Linked DNA regions of Homo sapiens: regions 1 and 2 are each linked to region 3. Evidence: chromatin loops called from intact Hi-C (ENCODE). Cell type or tissue: endothelial cell of umbilical vein. All regions are shown on one strand. Region 1 overlaps PPP1R12A-AS2 (PPP1R12A antisense RNA 2). Region 2 has its middle 97 kb from the start of MIR1252. Region 3 holds the start of MIR1252 (microRNA 1252).

Region 1 (8,000 bases), 320 kb after region 3:
ATACATAAATAAAAAATAAAATTTAAAAATCCAAGTATAAAGTGGACAAAATAAATTTTACCAGAGCGAATATACAGATATCAAAAAGCATATACAAAGATGTTTAACATCATTAGATATTAGGGAATTCAAATTAAAACCACAATGCATAATACTACACACCTATGAGAATGACTAAAATTTTTTTAAAATTTAAAAAATTAGTGAAAACACCAAATTCTGGTGAGGATGCAAAAAAAAACTATCACTCCTACATTGCCATTGGGAATACAAAATGATACACCTACTCTGGAAAATAGTTTCTTTTAGAACTAAACATGTGAAGGTACCAAGAACATACATTGGGAAAGAACAATAAATGGTGCTTGGAAACTGGATATTTATATGAAGAAGGAGAAAATTAAACCCCTATCTCATATTATATACAAAAATCAAATCTAAATTGAATAGAAACTTAAATGTAAGACCTGAAACTATGAACCTACTATAAGATAACATTAGGAAAATTATCTAGGTCATTGATTTGTGCAAAGATTTCTTGAGTAAGATCGCAAAAGCACAGGCAACTAAAGCAAAAAATGGACAAATGGGATCACAGCAGAGGAAACAATCAACAAAGTGAAAAGACAACCCACAGCATGGGAGAAAATATTTGCCAACTACCTATCTGACATGGGATTAATAACCAGAATATATAAGGAGCTCAGACGTCTCAACAGAAAAAATTCAAATTGAAAATGGGTGAAAGATATGAATAGACATTTCTCAAAAGAAGACATACAGATGGCCGACAGGTATATTACAAAATGCTCAACATCACCAATCATCAGAGAACTGCAAATCAAAACTATGAGATACTATCTCAGTCCAGTTAAAATGACTTTTATAAAAAAGGCAATAACGGATGCTAGGGCAGATAGGGAGAAAGTGGAACCCTCCAACACTGTTGGTGGGAATGTAAATTAGCACAGTCACTATGGAGAACAGTATGGAGACCTCTCAAACAACTAAAAATATAACTACCCAATGATCCAGCAATCCTACTGCTGGGTATAGGATCCATATAAAAGGAAATCAGTATATTGAAGAAGTATCTGCACTCCCATGTTTATTGCAGCACTATTATTCACAGTAGCCAAGATAGGGAATCAACCTAAGTATCCATCGATGGATAAATGGACAAAGAAAATGTGGTACATATATCTACAATAGAAAATTATTCAGCCACAAAAAAGAACGAAATTCTGTTGTTTGCAACAATATGGATGGAACTGTAAGGCATTACGTTAAGTGAAATAAGCCAGGCGCAGCAAGACAAATATCACATTTTCTCACTCATATGTGGGAGCTAAATGTGTTGATCTCATGAAGATACAGGGTAGAATGATCATTACCAGAGGCTAGGAAGGATACCAGAGGCTAGGAAGGATACCAGAGGTGGGGAAAGGGGGATAAAGAGGAATTGGTTAGTGGGTACAAAAATATAGATAGAAGGAATCAGATATAATGTTTGGTAGCACAATAAGGTGACCATAGTTAACAAAAATTTATTGTATATTTCACAATAGCAGAGTGGAATTGGGATGTCCCTAACACAAAGAAATGATAAATGTTCAAGAAATGTTCAAGATGATGATACCCCAGTTACCCTGATTTGATCATTACACATTTAATGCTTATATCAAAATATTACTTCTACCCTATAAATATGTGCAACTATTATGTATCCATAAAAATTAAAAATAAGAAAAAACTAAACATGCAACTACACAGTGACCCAGCAATTGCACTCCTGGGCATTTATCCTAGAGAAATAAAAATTTATATTCACATGAAAAGGTGTACACAAATATTTATAGCAGCTTTATTTATAAGAGTCAAAAATTGGAGGGCCATATGCGGTAGGCGGATTTCTTGAGCTCAGAAGTTAAAAACCAGCTTGGGCAACATGGTGAAACCTCATTTCTATAAAAAAAAAAAAAATACAAAAATTGGCCAAGTGTGGTGGTGCACGCCTGTGGTCCCAACTACTCAGGAGGCTGAGGTAGAAGGATAGCTTGAGCTCCATAGGCAGAGGTTGCAGTGAGCTGAGATTGTGCCACTGCACTCCAGCCTGGACAACAGAGTGAGACCTTGTCTCAAAAACAAACAAGCAAGCAAACACCTGGAAACAATTTAGATGTCCTTCAATCCTTCAATGGGTGAATGCTTAAAAATCTGTGACACAGGCCGAGTGTGGTGGCTCACGCCTGTAATCTCAGCACTTTGGGAGGCCGAGGCGGGCGGATCACCTGAGGTCAGGAGTTCAAGACCAACTTGACCAACATGGAGAAACTCCATCTCTACTAAAAATACAAAATTAGCCGGGCGTGGTGGTGCATGCCTGTAATCCCAGCTACTCGGGAGTCTGAGGCAGGAGAATCACTTGAACCCAGAAGGTGGAGGTTGTGGTGAGCCAAGATCGCACCATTGCACGCCAGCCTGGGCAACAAGAGCGAAACTCTGCCTCCAAAAAAAAAATCTGTGACATATCCATACCATGAACTACTCCTCAGCAATAAAAAGGAATGCATTATTAATACATGCAGCAACCTGAATGAATCTTCAGAGAATTATGCTTAATGAAAAAATAAATCCTGAAAGCTTACATACATACGATTCCATTTATATAACATTCTTGAAATAACAAAAATCGTAGAAATGGAGAACAAATTAGAGGTTTCCAGGGGCTAAGTAAAGAGTCAAGGTAGGAGTAAAATGTGTGCAGCTATAAATGGGAAACAGAGATTCTTGTGGTGTTGGAATTGTTCTGTATCTTGACTGTATTGATGTGAATATCCTAGTTGTGATATTATACTATAATTTTGCAAAATGTTCCCATTAGAGGAAACTGGGTAAATTTTACATGGGATTTCTGCTTGGTTTTCTTTTTTCTTTTTTTTCTTTCTTTTTTTTTTTTTTACAACTGCAAGTGAATCTCAAAGGAGACTTTTAGAAAACTATTAAATTACCCATCCTTAGTTTACTATTTATTTGTAAAATGGAGAAAATAATAGCTGTACTATATCCTGGAATTGGGCCGCTAAAGTTGGAAAATGCTTAAGAACTTGGACATAGTGCTACATACTTGGATTTACAGACTTCTGGATCACAGAGTTGTTAGTAATTTTCTATTTCATTGGTATCCAAATTATTTTTTTTTCTGGACCACAGGTTGGACACTGAGGAGACTGGTGGGAAGCAGAGCAAAAGGTGCTTCTCATACCTTCTTCTCTTTCCAACATCCAACCACGCTTCCCTCCCTTCTCAGTCTTGCTTTCATCTGTTTTCCATATTAGAATTCTGAGGGATTTTGTAGAAGAAAAGAGGCTTTTACTTACATTTTGAAACCAACTCATCTAGTCCCAATCTTTCACTTTACTGATCAGGAGATAGAAACCAGAGAGGTTTAGTGACTACTCAAGACACTGAGGTAGTTGGTGGTGAAGCTGAGAACAGAACAAGGACTATTGACCCTCACTCCAGTGTTTTTTCCACTAAATCATGGTGACTTGTATTTAGATTGCTTTCTCAATACTTTTGTCAACAATCAAATAGCAACACCATTTATTGTTGTCTAGAGGCATAACTTTGTGCAGTAATTCTTAAGTATATGGGTAGAATTTTTAAGCATTTTGGTAGTCATGGTATGGGATATTGTTCAAGGAGTGCCTTAAACATAGGTACATTTATTGTACATATCGGAAAAGCTTATTGGTGCCACCTAGTGGTTTGAGTGGCAGGTATCGGTAGCAATTAAGAAGACATTTCAATGCCCCACCCCACTTTTGTTTATGCTTTATCAATAGGTATACTAAAAGTCATCGCCAACTACCTCAGCCGCTTTTTTTTCTGTAACATTTTAGGTGAAAAATGCTTTTCAGAATACAAAAGAAGAGACTTGGTTTTGGGTTAGCTGTAATTTATCTCTACTAATTAAAAACTTTCTCCTTAATAGAGTAAATTATTTAGATAAATTATTTTCAAACTCAAATTACCTGCTAATTACTGTTCATTCTTAAATCAGAAAAACAGACACTTAGCACAGATCCTTAGGATTCCTGTAAAATGAACAGTTGGGTTCAGTAGGTGCTTAGAAGTACTAAATTTTTTTTAAATTCTGATTCAGATTTTTTACTAAATCAGGTATTTTTCTGTGTTTAAAAAAAATCTTGTGACCATATAAAGACTTGTCATAAGGGCTACAATTAGAATTAAGTACTCAATTTAATCATTAGAAGGTTTTAACCATGTGAGGTTTTCTAATGAGCATATATTTCTTTCAATGAAAACTTACACTGAACAGATACAATCCTTGTCCTAACATCAAAGCAATTGTCTGCAGACCAAACCCATCAGTACAACTATCGAATACCTAAAACACTTAATTACATCTTTATTCTCACCATACAATTTTTTTCTCTTATGAGGGGTCATGAAAGGAGTGAATCATGAAATAATTTGTTTGCCCAAGGTGTTATTAACTTTAGAAATTGCTGGTCTTCTGGGCTGGCCCACTTATCAAAGCCATTTTCAGAACAATTATGACAATGATGACTAAATACTTAAGTAGACAAAAGATGTTTGGCGGACAAGGAAAAGGGATGTTGTTAACTGGTCTGTAAAAGGAACCTGAATAAACCCAAGAATTGTAGGGTACAAAGGTGACCACTGAGAGGAATGGGATCAGTGACAGGAATAGAACAGAAAACGGTTTTAAGAAAAAATGGCCAGGAGTGGTGGCTCATACCTGTAATCCCAGCACTTTAGGAGGCTGAGGTGGGCAGATCACTTGAGGTCAGGAGTTTGAGACCAGCCTGGCCAACATGGTGAAACCCCATCTCTACTAAAAATACAAAAACTAGCTGGGCATGGTGGCGGGTGCCTGTAATCCCAGCTACTCAGGAGGCTGAGGCAGGAGAATCACTTGAGCCTGGGAGGCAGAGGTTGCAGTGAGCCGAGAGGTTGCAGTCAGCCAGCCTGGGTGACAGAGCAAGGCTCTGTCTCAAAAAAAAAAAAAAAAAAAAAAGAAAAAGAAAGAAGAAAAACATGAAATATCACCATCACCACCAGAAAAGAGAAAAAGGTCTGAGATAATACTTAACAGGACTGAAAAAGTTTAACTAATGGGAGGAATTTGGAAAACATATTTAAGTGTCCATTTAAAACTCTCAACCTGTGCAAATTATGCTTTCAGGTGTTTGAGACTTTTTTTTTTCTTTCTTTTTTTTTTTTTTTTTTTTTTGAGACAGAGTCTCACTCTGTAGCCCAGGCTCTGGAGTGCAGTGGCATAATCACAGCTCACTGCAGCCTTGATCTCCTGTGCTTAAGCCATCCTCCGACGTCAGCCTCCTGAGTACCTTGCACCACAGGCGCATACCATCACACCCAGCTAATTTTTGTATTTTATGTAGAGATGGGGTTTCACCATGTTGCCTGGGCTGGTGTCCCAATTCCTGGGCTCAAGCAATCCTCTTGCTTCAACCTCCCAAAGTGGCCTGAGCCACTGTGCCTGGCTACATTTATTTTAATAATTGAGAAATTTTAAACCATTGACTAGATTCATATTTTCAGACTAACAATTCAAAAAGATTTACTAAGAAAACATGATGCAAATGTAGTCCACTTTCAAGGGCAAGGATCAGACATGAAGTTTGTGGGTAGCAGTCATCACTTATGTCAGAAAATACTCAAAGAAAATCTGAACATTGGAACACCCTCAGAATTCTTTAGTTCAGTGGTTTAGATTGAATGTTGAAGACGTGGGAGAAAACGGCACGTTTTGAAGGAAAAGTACATGAGAACTTTGGTGTTGACTTGAAATTACATGAAGTAGAATGGGTATGAAGTAAGATATTGTTCAGCTCCTGGCTTCATTGCTCATGCCTTAAGCTCATGAATTCAATTTCTTCCTCTTACCCCAGTCAACTGAAAAACCAGACTGCCTCTTATGGTTGTTGTGAGGATTAAATGATATACTGTGCATAAAGTGCTTATCAATGCTTGGCACATAGTAAGGTATCAAGAAATGTTAATTTCTTTTTTTATTTATAACTAAACATACCAGATAATATTTAGCAAAGCAATCAGCAAAGCCTTCAAAGTTCTTTCCCACAGTTTTTTGGTTTCACTGGTTGCGTAGACTTGCAATGGCAAAAAGTCACAAGTTTTTCACAATACTCACATAAAATTCTTAATACCCAAAAAATCTATTATCACACATAATTATAACAAGTAGATTTTGTGCCTAGTGACACATATTTTTAAATTTTTGAATAATACAAGTTGGAAAACTAACATGTTCCATTTTGACTTGAGGTTGCAAATTTCTTAGTCTGGAGCCAACATGGAACTTCTTAAAGAATAAGGCAATAATAAGCATGTAGGCTACAAAAAGAACACTTTTATTTTTAGGATCAGTATCAAATAAATGTGAAATATTGGTGATTTCTTTTTTCTTTGTCTCTCTTTTTTTTTTTTTAGATGGAGTCTTGCTCTGTTGCCAGGCTGGAGTGCAATGGCGTGATCTCGGCTCACTGCAACCTCCGCCTCCCGGGTTCAAGCAATTCTTCTGCCTCAGCCTCCCAAGTAACTGCGACTGCAGGTGCGCACCACTATACCCAGCTAATTTTTGTATTTTTAGGAGAGACGGGGTTTCACCATGTTGGCCAGGATGGTCTCAATCTCCTGACCTCATAATCCGCCTGCCTCGGCCTCCCAAAGTGCTGGGATTACAGGCGTGAGCCACTGCACCCAGCCAATATTAGTGATTTCTAAAGAGATTTTTGTACCAAGTTTTGAGAAAAATATTCTTGCTTCTATTAATATTTTCAAAGATGTATAAATGAATACAGATGATAATTTTTAAGGATTCTATGCAAGATTTGCTACCCCTTCCAATGCTTTTCCTGTCCCAAATCCAGAAACATAAACATGCTATAACAGGCAAAATGTCATTATTGAGATACAGTATCTACATTATGGATCCTCAACATCTCCCTAACAATACTCACACAGGCTCACATTAATAAACTGTGCTTGCAGACATGTCCATTCAGTGGTTTACTGATGAACTTAGAAAAAAAAATGTTGGCATATTGGTAAAGTGCAAATATAGCCCTTTTTAAAAAAGTCTGGCAATATTTAAAGTAAAAGTATAATGTAAATTTTTTTCAAAGTGTAAAATATTGAGTACTAATTATATTTGAGAATAATGCCTAATTATGCATGTTAAATGTATAACTTTGCCATTTGAAATCTTGTTTAACATGTCCCTTATTAAGCTACTAAATGTATTTTGTGGTCCTTATATTTTCCAAGTAGATCTTTTAAAAAATTGGCCAGGTGCAGTGGCTTACGCCTGTAATCCCAGCACTTTGTGAGGTTAGGTGGTGGATCACCTGACGTCAGGAGTTCAAGACCAGCTTGGCCAACATGGTGAAACCCCATCCCTACTAACAATACAAAATTAGCTAGGCATGGTGGTGCATGCCTGTAATCCTAGCTACTTGGGAGGCTGAGGCATGAGAATCACTTGAACCCAGAAGGCGGAGGTTGCAGTGAGCCGAGATCCTGCCACTGTACTCCAGCCTGGGCAACAGAGCCAGACTCTGTCTCAATTAAAAACAAAACAAAACAATAACAACAATAAAACACAAGCATTAAGCCCATCAATACTGTTCTTTGCTTTCTGTGAATTTATATTATCTCCTGATATATATCTAACATTATTCTGTTTAGTTATTCAGTCATTCACTCAGTTTTGAGTGTGCCTCACAATATGGAGGAGTTTGGATTGTCTGTATCCCTGTGCACATATTCCAGCCAAGGCTGCAGGAGAAACACTTAGAAGTGCATTTCTTTGTTTGGGGCAGTCATCTAAACTCATCTTCAGCACAGTTATAGTCCTCCTGCTGTACTCCTCTCCCTTCCTATCTCAGGGGAAGAAGCATAAGAAGTGG
Region 2 (8,000 bases), 96 kb after region 3:
GAACAAAGTGCCACCAGCAGAGTAGGAATGTTGTGAAATGTTTTAACTATAAAAATCACACGGCACTGGATTGATGGAGAATACTCAAAAGAATGTGCAGAAAAAGACCTCTACCTTGCAGAATGCAGCCCTTCTGGAGGTTATCCAAGTTCACAGGTAATTAAAACATGGAGGAGCTGGGATGAATAGTTGTGGAAATTATTGGGTAGCTGCTGTAACAAACACATCCTGAAATCTCATTGGTTTAATACAATAGACGCTTCTTTCTCCCACTTGTATCATGTGCAATCAGCCGCAAGGATGAGTGAGAGCTGCAAGATGGGGGCGCTGTTGCATGCTTTCCTTCAGTTTGATGGACGCTCTGACATCTTTAAACTATAATTTTAGGTATTTCCCTGGGAAGAAAGGGAGGAAGCAGTAATGCCTTTAGACCAGGGCAAGTGAGGCTTTTCTCCTGGGTCATGCCACTCCGGGATCCCTGTGCTTTGGAGCATCTTCCTTGACATTTTCTAAACCTGGTGTCTCGAACTGCCCAGAGACAGTGTCTTCCATGCAGGGCACTTCAAGTCTGGACCTGGTCTAACATGATTATGGTCATCAGAATCTCCTCTCTGAAATGTCCTAAGCTCTCTCCCAGGACTGGGAACAGCCTGAGCTGGAAGTATCATCCAGGTGAGGCACCCTGGGCCAGGACTGAGTGGGTTTCAGTCCGGTTTCTCCCCTTCGGACTATTCTGTGACTCCTTCCCATATCTTTGTTTTTTTTTTTTTTCTAATGTGTCTTTTCTTTTTTTTTTCCTGGCTGCTTTTAAGATTTTTCTCATCACTACCACTTTTCAGCAATTTTATTATGAGTTGATGTGGCTTCATTCGTGTTTCTTATGTTTGGTGTTTGTCATGCTTCTCATATCTATAGGTTTATAGTTTCATCAATTTTGCAAAATTTTGAGTCTTTTTTTTTTTTTCAAATATTTTTCTCTCCCCTCTCCCTCTTTTCCTGGGAATCCAATTACATGTAGTTTTGACTGCTTGATATTGTCCCACAGATCATGATGCTCTGTTGTTTTTTTTTAAGGCTTCTTGTACTCTGTGATTTCTTTTTCTTTTTTTGGCAGTCTCGCTCTGTCGCCAGGCTGGAGTGCAGTGGCGTGATCTGGGCTCACTGCAACCTCCCCCTCCCGGGTTCAAGCGATTCTCCTGCCTCAGCCTCCTGAGTAGCTGGGACTACAGGCATGTGCCACCATGCCAAGCTAATTTTTGTATTTTTAGTAGAGATGAGTTTTCACCATGTTGGCCAGGATGGCCTCGATCTCTTGACCTCGTGATCTGCCTGCCTCAGCCTCCCAAAGTGCTGGGATTACAGGTGTGAGCCACCGCTCCCAGCCTGAGCCATCGCACCTGGCTTTTTTTTTTTATTTTTCTTTTTTTGAGATGGAGTCTTGCTCTGTTGCCCAGGCTGGAGTACAGTGGCACAATCTTGGCTCACTGCAACCTCCACCTCCCAGGTTGAAGCAATTCTCGTGCCTCAGCCTCCTGAGTAGCTGAGATTACAGGCACTCACCATCACGCCCAGCTAATTTTTGTACTTTTAGTAGAGACAGGGTTTCACCATGTTGGCCAGGCTGGTCTCGAACTCCTGCCCTCAGGTGATCCACTCGCCTTGACCTCCCAAAGTTCTAGGATAACAGGCATGAGCCACCACACCCGGCCAATCAAAGGCTAATTTAATTCCAATACTAAGATAACACTCTAGAGGTTTCTTCCCAATGTGTTGTATATAATGAAATCTTTCCACTATGTCTGGTGGGCAGATGAACTATTCCTAGCCTTGAGCTCCAGCCACGATTGTTCCTACTCCTTTCTGATGGTTGTTATTCTGGTCTTGGAGAATTTTTTTCTCACACATGTACAAATCAATACTTAGGACCCCTCTGCAGCTCAGCCTCTCCTTCCCTCTTCTTCCTTCCCTCCCTTTCATTTTTTCTTTCTCTCTCTCCCTCCCTCTCTATGCCTTTCCCTCTCTTGTCTCCTTTGGGAATTCCTTTTTTTTTTTTTTTGAGACAGAGTTTCACTCTGTCACCCAGGCTGGAGTGCAGTGGCACAATCTCGGCTCACTGCAAGCTCCGCCTCCCAGGTTCACGCCATTCTCCTGCCTCAGCCTCCCGAGTAGCTGGGATTACAGGCGCCTGCCACCACGCCCGGCTAATCTTTTTGTATTTTTAGTGGAGATGGGGTTTCACTGTGTTAGCCAGGATGGTCTCGATCTCCTGACCTCCTGATCCACGGGCCTCGGCCTCCCAAAGTGCTGGGATTACAGGCAAGAGCCACCAGCCCAAACAGGAATTCCTTTTATGAGGAGGTTAGTTAGCTAGATGGTGTTTCATAATTCTTGTAGGCCTTCTTCACTCTTTTTCATTCTTTTTTTCCTTTTGCTTCTCTGATTAGGTAATTTTATATGTTCTGTCTTCGATCTTGTTAATTCTTTCTTCTGGTTGATCATGTCTGCTGTAGAAGCTTTCTAATAAATTTTTTAATTCAGTTATTGTATTTCTAGGATTTCTATTTGGTTTAAAAAATTGTTTCTATTTATTTATTAAATTTAGTATTTTGTTCCTGGGCTGTTTCCCTAATTTCATTTAATTTTCTATCCATATTTTTTGTGATTCCCTGAACTTTAAGAGAATTATTCTAACTTCTCTGTCTGTCATTGTATACATCTTCAATTCTAGGTCCATTGGTTCCTTTTAATGGTGTCATATTTCCCTGAGTTTTCACAATCTTTGCACCTTTACATTGATGGCAGTGCATTTGAGGAGACAGTCACCCCTTCAAGTTTTTGTAGGTGTTCTTTGGTAGTATTAGACCTTTACTAATTAGTATCAGAACTTAAAATCTTGGACTGTTGTCTCTTCCCATTCTAGGGAGGACCTATAATGAGCACCAGAACTAAAACACTGCAGTGGAAGTGATTCATTGTCCTGTTGTTATTTCCTGCTCTGGGGAAGACTTACAGTGAGCACCAGAACTTAATGTTGCTCCAGAAATATATTGCTGCTCTGTCGTTGTTTTCCAGGATGGGGAAGAATAAGTGGGCACTGGAACTTAATCCTGACCTTTTAGTTGTTTCTAGGCCAGGGAAAGGCTCCACACAAGAACCTGGGCTTAATGAAAACTCTGACCAGGGAATTGAGGCCTTCCTGTGAATTGTGCCCCCTGTGGCACTATGGCCCCAGCCTGTCTCTTTATCATGGCATCCCTGCTGATGGGAGCACAAAGTATCCATCAAAATCCACATGCTATTTGCTGCAATCTGTGTCCTGCTCTTTGTGTGCAGTTCACTCTGGGTGGTTCAGCCCTCCTTGCACCCCAGTGATTCCTATGGGACAGGACTTGAGTAGGATTCCCTTGAAGATTTCCAGACTGGTGGGAGATCAAATGTCCACCTCTGATTCCCTTCTCTAACCTGGGAAATTCTCTATAAGTGATGTTATGCAGGCTTGCCAGAGGGGCAGCACAGTCTGAAATGACCATTTCTCTTACAAGTCATAGATTCTCTCTGTCTGTGGGCCCAGGAGGTTTTTCTGCTTCTCCCCTGATTTCTGGTAAATTCAGGATGGTATTCTTGTCTTGGAGTAGTTTCAAGTTGCATTTTTGTGGGGCGGGGAGAGATGCCATGGGACCTTTTATCTCACCATCTTGCTCGTATCATCTCCCTCCCTCCCTCCCTTCTCCCCTCTCTCTGTCTCTCCCTCTCTGCAACTCCATTCTCTGCGGTACTCTGACCCACAGATTCTTGCTACTTTGGCCTCCCCAAACTGTAATCTGTCTTTTCACTTAATGGAGAGTGCCAGGTTCTATTTGGGCCCCCTCCCTGTGCTGTGTCCTGGAAACTGCCTCCAGGCAATAAGCTGGCACAGTCACAAATCTAACCTTATTTGTTTTCCTTCTCCCAGAAATATATCTCTGTGCTGCCTATTATCCAATGTCTGAAAACTGTTGTTTCATATATATTTTGCCCAGATTTTTAGGTAAGGTAAGAAAGAAAATCTTTTCCATTTATTCCACCCTGGTCAGAAACTTCTCAATGTAGCTTTAATTTACATTTCTCTGATGCTGAATTCTTGATCAAAGAGTATACGCATTTCAAATGTTGCGAATACTGCCTACTTGCTCTCCAGAAAAAGTGTTACAAATTTATATTTTAAGAATTTTCGGGCCGGGTGCAGTGGCTCACACCTGTAATCCCAGCACTTTGGGAGGCCAAGGCGGGTGGATCACCTGAGGTCAGGAGTTCAAGACCAGCCTGACCAACATGGAGAAACCCCGTCTCTACTAAAATTAGCCGGACAAGGTGGTGCACACCTGTAATCCCAGCTACTTGAGAGGCTGAGGCAGGAGAACCACTGGAACCCAGGAGGCGAAGGTTATAGTGAGCCAAGATCATGCCATTGCACTCCAGCCTGGGCAACACGAGTGAAACTCCATCGCAAAAACAAAGAAAAAAAAAGGAGTTTTGGAGAGTATTTTCTTACATTCAGGACAATCCCAGTGATTGCCAATCTTAAAACATTGGATATGGATAGGCAGTGATCGGAATAGGAAATACAAATGCCTTTACACATATGAAAACATGCTCAACCCAATATGGAATACAGAGACCCAAAGCACAAAATTAGGAAAAAAAGTAACTTAGTGGAAGGAGAGACCATGCAAAAACAGAAAATATCAATATGTTTTGTTTTTTCAGATAGAGTCTCGCTCTGTCACCCAGGCTGGAGTGCAGTGGTGCGATCTCAGCTTCACTGCAGCCTCTGCCTCTCAGGTTCAAGCAATTCTCCTACCTCAGCCTCCCAAGTAGCTGGGATTGTAAGCGCCCGCCACCATGCCTGGCTAATTTTTGTATTTTTAGTAGAGATGGGGTTTTGCCATATTGGCCAGGCTGGTCTCGAACTCCTAACCTCAGGTGATCCGCCCACCTTGGCCTCCCAAAGTGCTGGGATTACAGGTGTGAGCCACCACACCCAGCCAAACAATATGTTTTTGATCAGAGAAGATAATGCATTCATAAAAGAAGACGCTATTTTTTAAAAGAGACATTTCTGAGAAAAAAAAATGCTCTCATAAATTTAAAATGTGATCACAAAAGTTAAAAAAAACAACAACAAGAAAAACCCCAAGAAACAAAAGAAGGGTTGATAAAAGTTCCCATAAGTTGTACACTCACACACACTAAAGGACAAAGATATGGGAAATAAGAGGAAAAAAAAAAAAGATTAAAAAAAAATAATGGAGCCAATCCAAAAAATCCAGTGCTTACATAGTAGGAGTTTCAGAAACAGAGAATATAGAGGAGGAAATTATCAACAAAATAATTCAGAAAAATTTCCCAAAACTGAGATACTAGATTGAAAGAGTCCAATGAGTGCCCAATACAGTGGATGAAAATAAGAATGAAACATATTATGGTGACATTTCAAAACACTAGGACCAAGAGAAGATTCCGTAAGTTTCCAGAGAGAAAGGGAGAGGAAGAGGAGGAGACGGAGGAGGAGGAAGAGGACAAAGAGGACAGTGAGGATGAGGAAAAGAATGTGGTGACCATACAAAGAATCTGATATGAGAATAACATTGGACATCTCAATAGCTATACTGAAGCTGGAAGACAATGGAAAAATGACTTCAAATGATATCCAACTTAAAATTCTATACCCAACCAAATACCAAGCAAGAGGATGAAGGTGGAATACAGGCATTTTTAGGCATTCAAGATCTCAAAACATATATATATATATATCCCATTAACTCAACATTAAGTGAAACTGATGAATGTGTTCTACCAAAACAAGGAAGTAAATCAAGAAAGAGGAAAACAGGATATTTAGGAAAATAGGAGATCCAACACAAAAGGGAAGCAAATGGAATACCCAGGAAAAAGTGAAGGATGATCCCAAGATTACAGTCATACAGTAAGTATAGAGTCCAATCAGAACAGTGTTATTCAATTGACTGTCATATTAAGAAGTATCATGAGCAAGATTCTGCTTCCTTTTTGCTATTATTTTAATCTGAGGACTGAATGCCCAAATAAAGCCTGGCCCAGATTTTCATATATACTTGGCTTATTTGAATCATGTGCAGATGCATCTCTTCGCTCCACACCCTGACTCTTGGATTAGCTAGGAATACTAATTTCTCTCCCGTGAAATGTTTTGCTTTGACCTATTCCTGAAAGTTTGAGGTAGGCCATAGTGAGCTCGTAAGCAGAAAATACAATGCAGCCTTTTCCCCTATTCCTATTGGACATCCAGTACCTGAACATCCACATTCCTTCCAGATACCTCAACTGTGCTAAACCCTGTTTCACTGCATTCACTCATGACCGTGTCCCCTGACATCCCAAAAGGGGCTGAGGCCAGGCTATAGTCTAGTGATTCTGCACAAGTTGTTTCCTTGGAAGTTTTCATCTAATAGTGGCAATATTGACTTTTCCTTACACAGCTAAGTTTGTGCTTGCTACTTAGTTTCTTTAAAATTAAACAATGTTTTCTTAAATTATACAAATATAGGTGGTACAGCTATACAGAAAAACATCATAATAAATACAAAACTCGTATAGCATTTCCTTTGGAAGGGAAAAAATGAATGCAATTAGGAAGAAACACAGAGCTTTTTCTAAAGTGTCAGTAATATTTTGATCTGGTTGGCATATACACAGCTTTTCATTTCCTTTTTATTTTATTATTATTATTATTATTATTAATATACAGAGTCTCGCTCTGTTGCCCAGGCTGGAGTGCAGCGGCACGGTGTTGGCTTACTGCAGCCTCCGCCTCCCAGGATCAAGCGATTCTCCTGCCTCAGCCTCCTGAGTAGCTGGGATTACAGGCGCTCGCTACCATGCCCAGCTAATATTTTTTGTATTTTTATTAGAGACAGGGTTTCACCATGTTGGCCAGGCTGGTCTCGAACTCCTGACCTCAGGTGATCTGCCCACCTTGGCCTCCCAAAGTGCTGAGATTACAGGCATGAGCCATTGTGCCCGGCCAACTTTTCATTTTCTAATTATTCTTTAAAATGCATGTATATATATATATACACACAGATATGTACATTTTATATACTCTTCCATGTGTGATATACTTCACAAACTTTACAATAAAAAAGAAAAAAACACATAACAAACAATATTCATAACTGGAAAAGTTGGCCATAAAATTGAATGCATGCTGTGATTACAACTATGTGCCTTATGTGACTAGAGGGGAAAGAATGGAAGGCAGTTATATCTAAATAAGAACAGTGAATTACATTTAAAAAATTACACATAATTTTCTCACAAATGCAACAGTTTTCAAGTGACTCCAAATGCATTATCCCATTTGGTCCTCAGCATTCTGTGAGGCAAAGATTTTTAACAACCTTCATATTAGTTATGAAGCAGAGGGCTCACATAGTTTAACAAAGTTTCTCCATAATCTGACAGCCAAGGGTAGTGGGCCTGGAATTCAATTCTCAGTCTTCTGGCTTTAACTTTGCCCTTTACTCTGTCCTCCATGCCATACAACATCTCTATACCATGCTATTTTCCTACCTTGGTCAAGTGACAACTTACTAAAGCTCAGCTTCTTCATCTGTAAAGTAACAATAACAATGATAGGGCTTCATTCAGAGTTATCAAGATTAAATGAAATAAATCATGTAAAGTACTTAGTATAATACCTAGCACATAATAAGTGCCCAATAGCTGTTAAGTATCAGTAATGGTAATGTTAAAATTAAAAACTAATTAGTTGAGTTCAAGTACTATTCAACTAAGCATTAGGCATGCAAGAAAGAATATGAGCTCACTGTCCAGAACAGACACATAAACAAATTCAGGAACCTATGGGAATGATGGCAGTATACAGAGGATGCTATGGGAATAGGGAAAAGGAACATTTGGATTGAGACTGGCTGGGTAAAGGCAGATGGGGAAGGCTTCCTTGAGATGTTACATCCTCT
Region 3 (8,000 bases):
ACATCTTTGCCATTTTCATTTCATGTCCAAATGCTTCTTAGAAACATACAACCTTATTGGCATTAACATTTTGACATTTTATGTATAGATCCTCTTCTAAATAGAGTTTAGGTTTATATTCATATTATTGTAGTAAAATAACAGATGATCACTATTTTTTCAAAGATTAAAAAATATGACTCAGAAAAATGCGAGCATTGGTAATTTAGTTTTGGGCTTTGTCAAATATCTTTTAAAAAACTCAGCTAATAATACACTAAGGCTTCTCATACATAATTTGTATTGTTGATTAAAACCTAAGAATGGAAAGAAAAGGCTAAGTCTAATTTTTTTGCTAAAAGAATGAGTAAAAAGTAATCAGCCATGTTAATATTTCAAACAGCAAACTATTTGAAATGCATTTCTGCTTTGAAAGGAAAATTTGAGATGAACAAGTTCTATTATACACTATTGATAAAGAAAGAAGATATAAAAGGTACAATATACTCTTAAAAATGATTGCACTTTCAAGGAAACATAAAAGAATAGCTTCTTTTTTGGCCAGTAAGAAAACTGAAGCCCTGTGTAGTCATAAATAGCAAAAATACAACGAAAATCCTAATATGTGTGTGTGTGTGTTTTCTCTTCTTCAAGATTCCTATAATATCTAACAATGATATATTTGTAACTTACTCTGAATTGCAAAGCATGTATCAATTGTCAGTTATCAAAAGTGTCTCTGAAAATTTGAGGTAGCAAAAAACAAAGAAACAATGAACATGTTCATTTAGTCTTCCCTGCTTTTACAATTTGTCATTGAAACCTGTGTCTTCCTCCTAATCATATTTTCTTAAATTGTACTTTTATTTAGGATTTGGTGATTGAGAGTTTGCGTTTTCTGTTTGCTAGTTGATTGCTTAGGTGGCCAGGTGGTTGGTTTCTCTTCATCCAATTGCATACAATGTATTTCTAAAAGGATTTTTAAGGAAATGTGGAATATCATGTAGTAATATGCCCTGTTGCTCATTCCTCCTAAATCTCTCTCTTATCTCCACCTCTGCCTCCTTTCCCGCAACCTGCCTTGGTTTAGGCCCTCACCACTTCTCTACTGATGACAACAGCCTCTCAAAGCCCAGCCCCCTTGGCTCCTGCCTTGACGTTACTACCAATGGCCTCATCCTAAAGCAAAAATCTCATTATGCCTCTCTCCTGTTTAAAATATTTAATTGGTTTTAATTAGCTTCTCACTACCTTCATGATGAAATTCGAATTCCTTAGAATGCTCTGCAAGCCCTTTCATGACAAGGTCCAGGCCTGCCTCTCCAAATGGCATCACTTGTAAATGGCATCATTTACCCTATGCTCCAGCAGTAATAACACTATGCATTCACACAGGGGAGGTTTTGTGGGTGTCAGTGCTCTCCCTGAACTGTCATCATAGTATCCCCCCACTCCCACCCCCCACTTCAACCTGGAGAACCTCTAAAGTTGTGCTTTTCTGTTTTTCTTTTGCATATCATGTCCTGAGAATCTTGTTAAAAAGACTTTACTTCTGTGGGCCTAAGATGGGGCCCGATGTTCTGCATTTCTAATCAGTTCCCAGGCAATGCTGGGAACACATATTGAAGACAAAGCTGAAAAACCTTACTCTACCGTTACTCCCTCTGTGAAAAACTCTCCTGCAAAGCTGATCTACACAAAGCGTCCTCTTTCTAATGTTTATGACTTGTATATAGAACATGTACAGGTCTTCTTAGATGTCTCATGTCTTATTTAATTACTTGGTTATAGGTCTGTCCCTGTAATCACTTGTCCATCATCAAGGGCTGGAACAGTGACTGCTGCTCCTTGTAGTCCCAGCGCTAACATTTGGTCCAGATGTATAGGAATTTCCTAGAAGTATTTTGCATGGAAATTAGCGAAAATTTTTCACTTGGTGCCCGAATGATCATTTCATAAGGTGTTGTTAAAAATGTCCACTGGATGGAAGGTTACACTAACTTTTTAGCTCTCAAATTCGTGGTTTTTCTTTATGTTATTGACAATCTCTCCAATGGGGTTTTGGTTAGGGGGAGGCTTAAAAGTAATTGATTTATGATTCTTTTAACCAACATGTAAGTCAAGAGGCTGGCCAAGAGTTTGAAGAGCCCGAACCTGTTAGACAGTAAACCAATTATCTTTGTGACCTTGTGGGTGACTTCACCACCCCCACTGCATAGCACAGCCCTGCCTGTTTCCAAAACACCTGGCCTTGCACAAAAGAATGAAGAAAGAGCCAAGGCACAGAGAATATTCTCCAGCAGAGAGTTTGGGCAAGAAGTCTTAAAGATGTCTGAGTAGAGAGACAATTAGTGGAAACAAACATCTGTCCAAGGTCTCTCCCATCATGTCATGAACTTGACAAGAAAGGCCAGCAGTAACTCTTCCAACCGTGGTAACCAATGGCCCTGAAATGTGTTCAATATCAGGTATATCAGAGCCCGAGAGATAAGAGTGGTTTTCAATGCTGTATGCACGTTAGAATCACCTGGGAAGTGATATTTGTAAAATATGAACACCTGAGGCCCCACCCCAGAACAGCTAATTCAGAATTTCTGGGGGAATGGCCAAGGGGTCAGTAGATTTTAAAACTCAGGTGATTATACTGTGAAGCCAGAGTTAACAACCACTGATAGAGGGTAGTACCTTCTTCCCCTATAGGTGCCTCAGAAGTGAACATCTAACTTCAGCTTACACATCCCACTAATTGACCACTGAGTCTTACTTATTTTAGGCAAAACGAAACCAATAGAAAGTTTTGCCTTTTCTCTATGTAGAAGGGACTAATGATTCTATAAGAATTTTTAAATTTCTACTCACATTTCCCATCACACAGTTGTTGAGAAATTGGTAAGTTGAGAAAAAATGTGAGGTGTAGAAAGAAGGAAATTGAATTCATTTAGAAAAGAGAATTCCAAATGAGCTTAATTTCCTTTTTTCTAAATCTTAATAATCTACCTTGCTTTTCTTCTCCTTCCACTGCACCCTTTCTCCATGAATTCATCAGTCATAGTGGTAAGCTCACAGTATCCGGCAGCAGGTCAGGTGGGATCACACTGGCTAACAAAGGATCTGAGGGTACAATGCAGAAGTTGCCAGATAATGGGATTCAATTACATTTCTAAGCATAGACTTCTCCAGTGTTGGCTGTTACACTGCCCAATGTGGAAAAGCACTGCTTTATCTACATGGCAAGTGCTTCATACATTTTAGTTGAATCTGACTCGGAGTACCTCAATTTTTTTAATGAAATATTTGAGGTCTACAATAGTAAGTATAAATAATAATATAATGAAGACTCTTGTACCTATCACACTAAAGAAATAAAACCTAACATCTATAATCAAAATAGCCTATGTCCTCTTTATCTCCTTTCTCTCATTCTCTCCTCAGAGGTAACTGTTACCTTGAATTTATGATTCCCAACCCTGTTTTCTCATTTTGTTTGTCATTCCAATGTATGTTTTTATGACACACACAGTTTTGGTTTTGTATGTTTTCAGCCATATAAATGGCACTTTACTGTATGTATTTTGTGCATTTTCAAGCTTTATATAAATTGTATCATATATCCTTCTGCAACTTGACTCCATATTTCATTCTTGGGATGTATCTGTGTTGATTAAAGTAACGTTGTTACTTTTTATTGCTGTATAACATGCCATGGTAGGTAAATACCCCAGTTGGTCAGCTAATGGATTTTTGAATTGTTTCTAATCTCTTGCTGTCACAGACAATACAACATAGCTCCTTGTGCAAATGTGGGTGAGTATTTCTAGATATTTACATAAGAGTGGGATTGCTGGAATGTAGGGTATGCACAATTTTTAAATTTCCTAGATGTATTAAATAACACCCCAACCAGAAGTGTGTGAGCTTTCCTATTGCTCATATCCTTGCCATGTTGGCACTGTTAGACTTTTAAATGTTCAGCCAATTTTAACTGGTGAGTTTTCCCTTAAAAACCCTGAAGAGGGCAGCATATCCTGGTAATTGCTGCATCTTATACCTGCATTCCAGTTTATGGGTCCCTCCCTTCTTTACTGGTTGAAATCCTTTGACCTCAGTTACTCTTCAACCCACTCTCTCACCTCAGTCAGCTCTGGGCAGTATCTTAGAAGGACAGACAATATAACACTATCTCAAAGCTGAAAGTTACCTCCAGCTTTTTCATTCCACATTCCTGGCACACTTCTGTCCTCTGACAAGGAGGAGGTAGGGAAACAGAAACAAGTCAGTCTGGAATTAAAACACTTTTTCCAGTTCAAAGTAGCACAAGAGAGATATGATGTGAGTAGAGAGTAGTCTTCCACCATTCTAAAGCAGTGGTTTGTAATCTAAATAGAAGGGCATTGCACACTATCAAAAACTATGCTTATGTAAATGGGAGAAATACTGAGAAGTAGGAAAAAGTATTGCAAAGTGGTAGTAGCATTGTTTTTCTTCTAGAATAAAAGATATTTACTCCTTTGCCTTCTCAGTTACATTGTTCCTGGTTCCCTAAGGAAAAAAAAAGTGTTCAGCTTCAGAACATCTCCTAGAATTTCTCTCGTTTAATACCAAGCTAAAGTCCTGCCACTTCCAGAGTTCCACAGTGGGAATGCAACCTTCACAAAGATGCTTTCCTTTAAACAAAGCAGATGTGAAATTGAGCCATGCTTAAAGATTTGACATGGCTGCTTTAGGAGGGAATTTATTGTTAGTACTTTCAAAGTAGACCTAAAAACACCACTCTGCTTTTTTTATTCCTGAACTGGATTTTAAGATCGTATTGCTTTAAAATAAATGAATGAATAAATAATAACATTTTATTTTGGGGAGGAGGAAGTAGAAAAATAAATATGAATTGTTTTGGAATTGATTGCTATTTTGAGTTATTAAATTGTTTTCCCATCCATTGTGGTAGATGAAACTTCCTCCAAATGAGATCTGCTGCTTTTTCATTACTGTCTTGAACTCTTTTATATGCTGGTGTGTTTTATAAATTTCTAAGGTGCGCCATTTAGAGAGTCTGTGCTTCTGAACTGTTTGACCATAGTTTCCTTGTTCAAGGAACACCTCACTGGAGTTCAAAGGTCACACTTTGGAAAAATGCTAGCATAGCTATTCTAAAGGTGGCTACACCATCATTACTAACCATTCTGGCCAGAAATTCACAAGACCCAATTATATGTCATCTTGACTGAAATTCTTTCATGATAGAATATCTGTCTTGACATGTTGGTTGGTATACATATTGCTCTTGCATTGAATGCTGTTATGGAGACATTTGAAGCCAGTCTAATTTTTGCTTTATCCAATGTGACACTTTTTTTGTTTTTTTGTTTTCTGTTTTTTTTTTTTATTGTTGGTGGTGGTGGGTGTTTTTGTTTGTTTGTTTGTTTTCTCAAATTCCCAAGGAATGTCTTTATACTTGAATTGTAAGTATTCAATCAGGGCTGTGTTAAGCATTCTGTTACCAGTATTTCCTAGAACATGGTATGTTCTTTCAATCTATAAATGTGGTTATTCTTTCTCTTTAGTGAAATTTCCTTGTGTGGTATTTGTGAATACTTTTCCTGTTCCATTTATTGAAACTTCTCCTTCAGGGACATCAATTTCCTCATGTTAAGTGCTTTTGAACTCCAATCTGTCACCTTCTAATTCCTTTGGTTCCCTTGTATTTACAAGCCATTCCTCGAGGCCGGTAATTTTATTTGCAGCCATGTTTATTTTGTTCCTTGCTCTGTCACCTTTTAAAAATTCACTCTATAATATTGTTTTTGTACTCAGCCTCCTTAGTTCTGTAACCTTCCTGGGGTTCTGTCAACTCATCTTTGAGCTCTTGTTTTTCTGAGTTCATGTTCTCATTAACTTGATTCATAGTACAAAGCACTTCTGAGGAATTTTGTTTTGTTCTTTGGACTATGTTTTCTTTAAAAGAGGGAGTTTCATCTTTCTTTTGCATGCTATGTTCCTTTCTTTTAAGGTTGATTGGTTTTGTTTATTTTCATTTGGGAGCATTGCCTTAGCATGTTTGGATGTTTGTCACTGATTTCCCCCATCTTACTCATACCTGAACGCTTTATCTGGATCTTCTCTGTTCTATCTAGTATAGGTGACTTATTGACTCAATTTCCATAGACTCTAACTTTTTTCCCCAAAGCTATGGTTAAAGAACTTGATTTTGGATACCATCCACTTAACTGCAGCCTAAGGAAATGGTGCAGGGAGTAGAGAGGGAAGGGAAAGCTCTGCTGAAGCTGTGTGACATCTGAGTTAGAACTCCTGGGCTCTGCACTTTTGGTTGCTCGTGCTCTCTCTCTCTCTCTCTCTGGGATTTGTTAGATACTTTGAACTACATTTTAATCCCTCTCTTTAATCAGAATACATATCCATCCTGAAGGGGAACACTCTAGGATTTTTTAAAATCATTCAGCAAATTTTTATTGAGCCCCTCTCCTTTGCAAGGCACATTCTAATCTAGGTGCTGGAAGTAAGCTGTGTGAACAAATGAGACGATTCCCCTTTCTAATGAGTTTATATGCAATGTGGTATCTTTACCGATACATGCTCTGTCAGAAAGAAGCAGCCCACTTCTGTCCAATAGCCAATCCACTACCCTTCAGACAAAAATGAGAAAAATAAGGATAGTCATTTAGTTAGTTTCTCTCCAGATCTGAAGACTATAGTGAGGTCTTGAGAGTTCAGTAATTCACCAGTAAGGTTCCAGGGGCAGGAAGGGAGTTCAGGGTTAGAAGCTACACTGTACCACTCCAAGATCTGTTCTTTTGTGAGCCAGCATTGTATGTGTGTGTGTCTGTGCGCCCACACATGTGTGCACACGTGCATGCATGCTTTGTTTTGTTTTAATGTCCATATTATTAGGTTACAGTCTTTTCCTTATTTCATTGCTGACTTATTACTAGAAAGGAGGGAGCTAGTGGTTTTCATTGTTGGTATCCCTTGTTTTTAGTTCTGAGAGAAAGAGAAAGAGAGAGACTCTATAATCTGCTTTCATTCTATCACCTGAGCCTGGAGGCCTCAACTAGTTCTTTTAACTCTAATTAAGCCTTAGAGTCTGCAAGTATAAGACAGCTGTGAAGTAGCTCTGCCCTCAGAATTTTGTAAGTACTTTAAGACATAGACAAACACACATACACACAACAAAACAAAACAAAAACATAAAGCTGAGGTGGTTTGGTTGGGTTCCTTGCCAGCTTAGCCTCTTACTCTTGGCTAAAAAACATTTCAAGGACTTAAACTGTGGAATAGTTCTAAGAAATTGCTTAGTCTTATCCCTGGACACTGCAAAATGGATTGCCTCAGATCTAAGAAACCCATTTATCAGAAAAATTCTTCAATTTCATGATATGTTATGGTCGAGATGTTATTGCACAATCCCACAGAAATCTAGTCCCTCTCCTAAATATGCCGAACACCTATACAGATGGAGGCAAGCAGAGAGAGGAAGGTGAGAGTGAACACTTGTTCCTGAAATCTCCCAAGATACCGGCTCTGGGTTAGCATTAGAAGGCCTAAGCACCTGGATCTATTAACCTAAATAGAAAAAAGAAATAACCAAATACTTGTTGAAATAACCAACAAGTATTTGGTTATTTCTTTTTTCTATTTAGGTTAATAGATGGAGCATTACCTAAAAATGAGATGAAGCATCACCTACAAATGTCCCTCAAACAAGTCATACTTAGTTCAGATTATAAAGAGAGTATTTGATAAATGCTGTACGTATAAGGGAATTCGAATGGCACTAGCTTACAGCTTCTTGTGTCACTACCATGCCTCTAATGCAATTTCCCCCATCTAGAAATGTAACCCTCAGCCAGTTGCCTTGAAAGCTGGTTACCGTGGAGATGATTATCAGTATTATGATGACCTATTTAGAAGAATTTCTGCATCACCAGAAAACAAATAACCACAGAGAGAGCCTTTCAAATGAATCATGCTCTTTCTCTGAAAGTGCCTTTACAAACAAATGCCAT

The links. Peaks named below come from ENCODE experiments on the same cell type or tissue, not always from the same donor. Only the 100,000 strongest peaks of a DNase experiment are listed, where the experiment ranks them.
Region 1: it touches region 3 in a loop (12-fold over the local background); 31 of 110 quality-filtered maps call a loop at or near these places.
Region 2: it touches region 3 in a loop (4-fold over the local background); 3 of 110 quality-filtered maps call a loop at or near these places.

Annotation. Positions count from the first base shown.
Region 1 is chr12:79,734,552-79,742,551 of GRCh38, forward strand. All of the region lies in intron 4 of PPP1R12A-AS2 (PPP1R12A antisense RNA 2), which reads left to right. Among named protein-coding and RNA genes, the nearest start is that of PAWR, 48 kb to the left of the region's middle. In endothelial cell of umbilical vein, a CTCF peak has its summit at 3,764 (motif pointing left); a DNase peak (open chromatin) is centred at 3,740.
Region 2 is chr12:79,511,936-79,519,935 of GRCh38, forward strand. No RefSeq gene overlaps it. Among named protein-coding and RNA genes, the nearest start is that of MIR1252, 97 kb to the left of the region's middle. RefSeq lists enhancers at 761-1,261, 1,262-1,762. In endothelial cell of umbilical vein, a CTCF peak has its summit at 349; a DNase peak (open chromatin) is centred at 3,016; H3K27ac peaks cover 1,380 bases.
Region 3 is chr12:79,416,363-79,424,362 of GRCh38, forward strand. All of the region lies in intron 9 of SYT1 (synaptotagmin 1), which reads left to right. MIR1252 (microRNA 1252) reads left to right here and starts at 2,895; the gene lies at 2,895-2,959. In endothelial cell of umbilical vein, a CTCF peak has its summit at 3,979 (motif pointing right); DNase peaks (open chromatin) are centred at 3,979, 6,079 and 7,959; H3K27ac peaks cover 4,619 bases.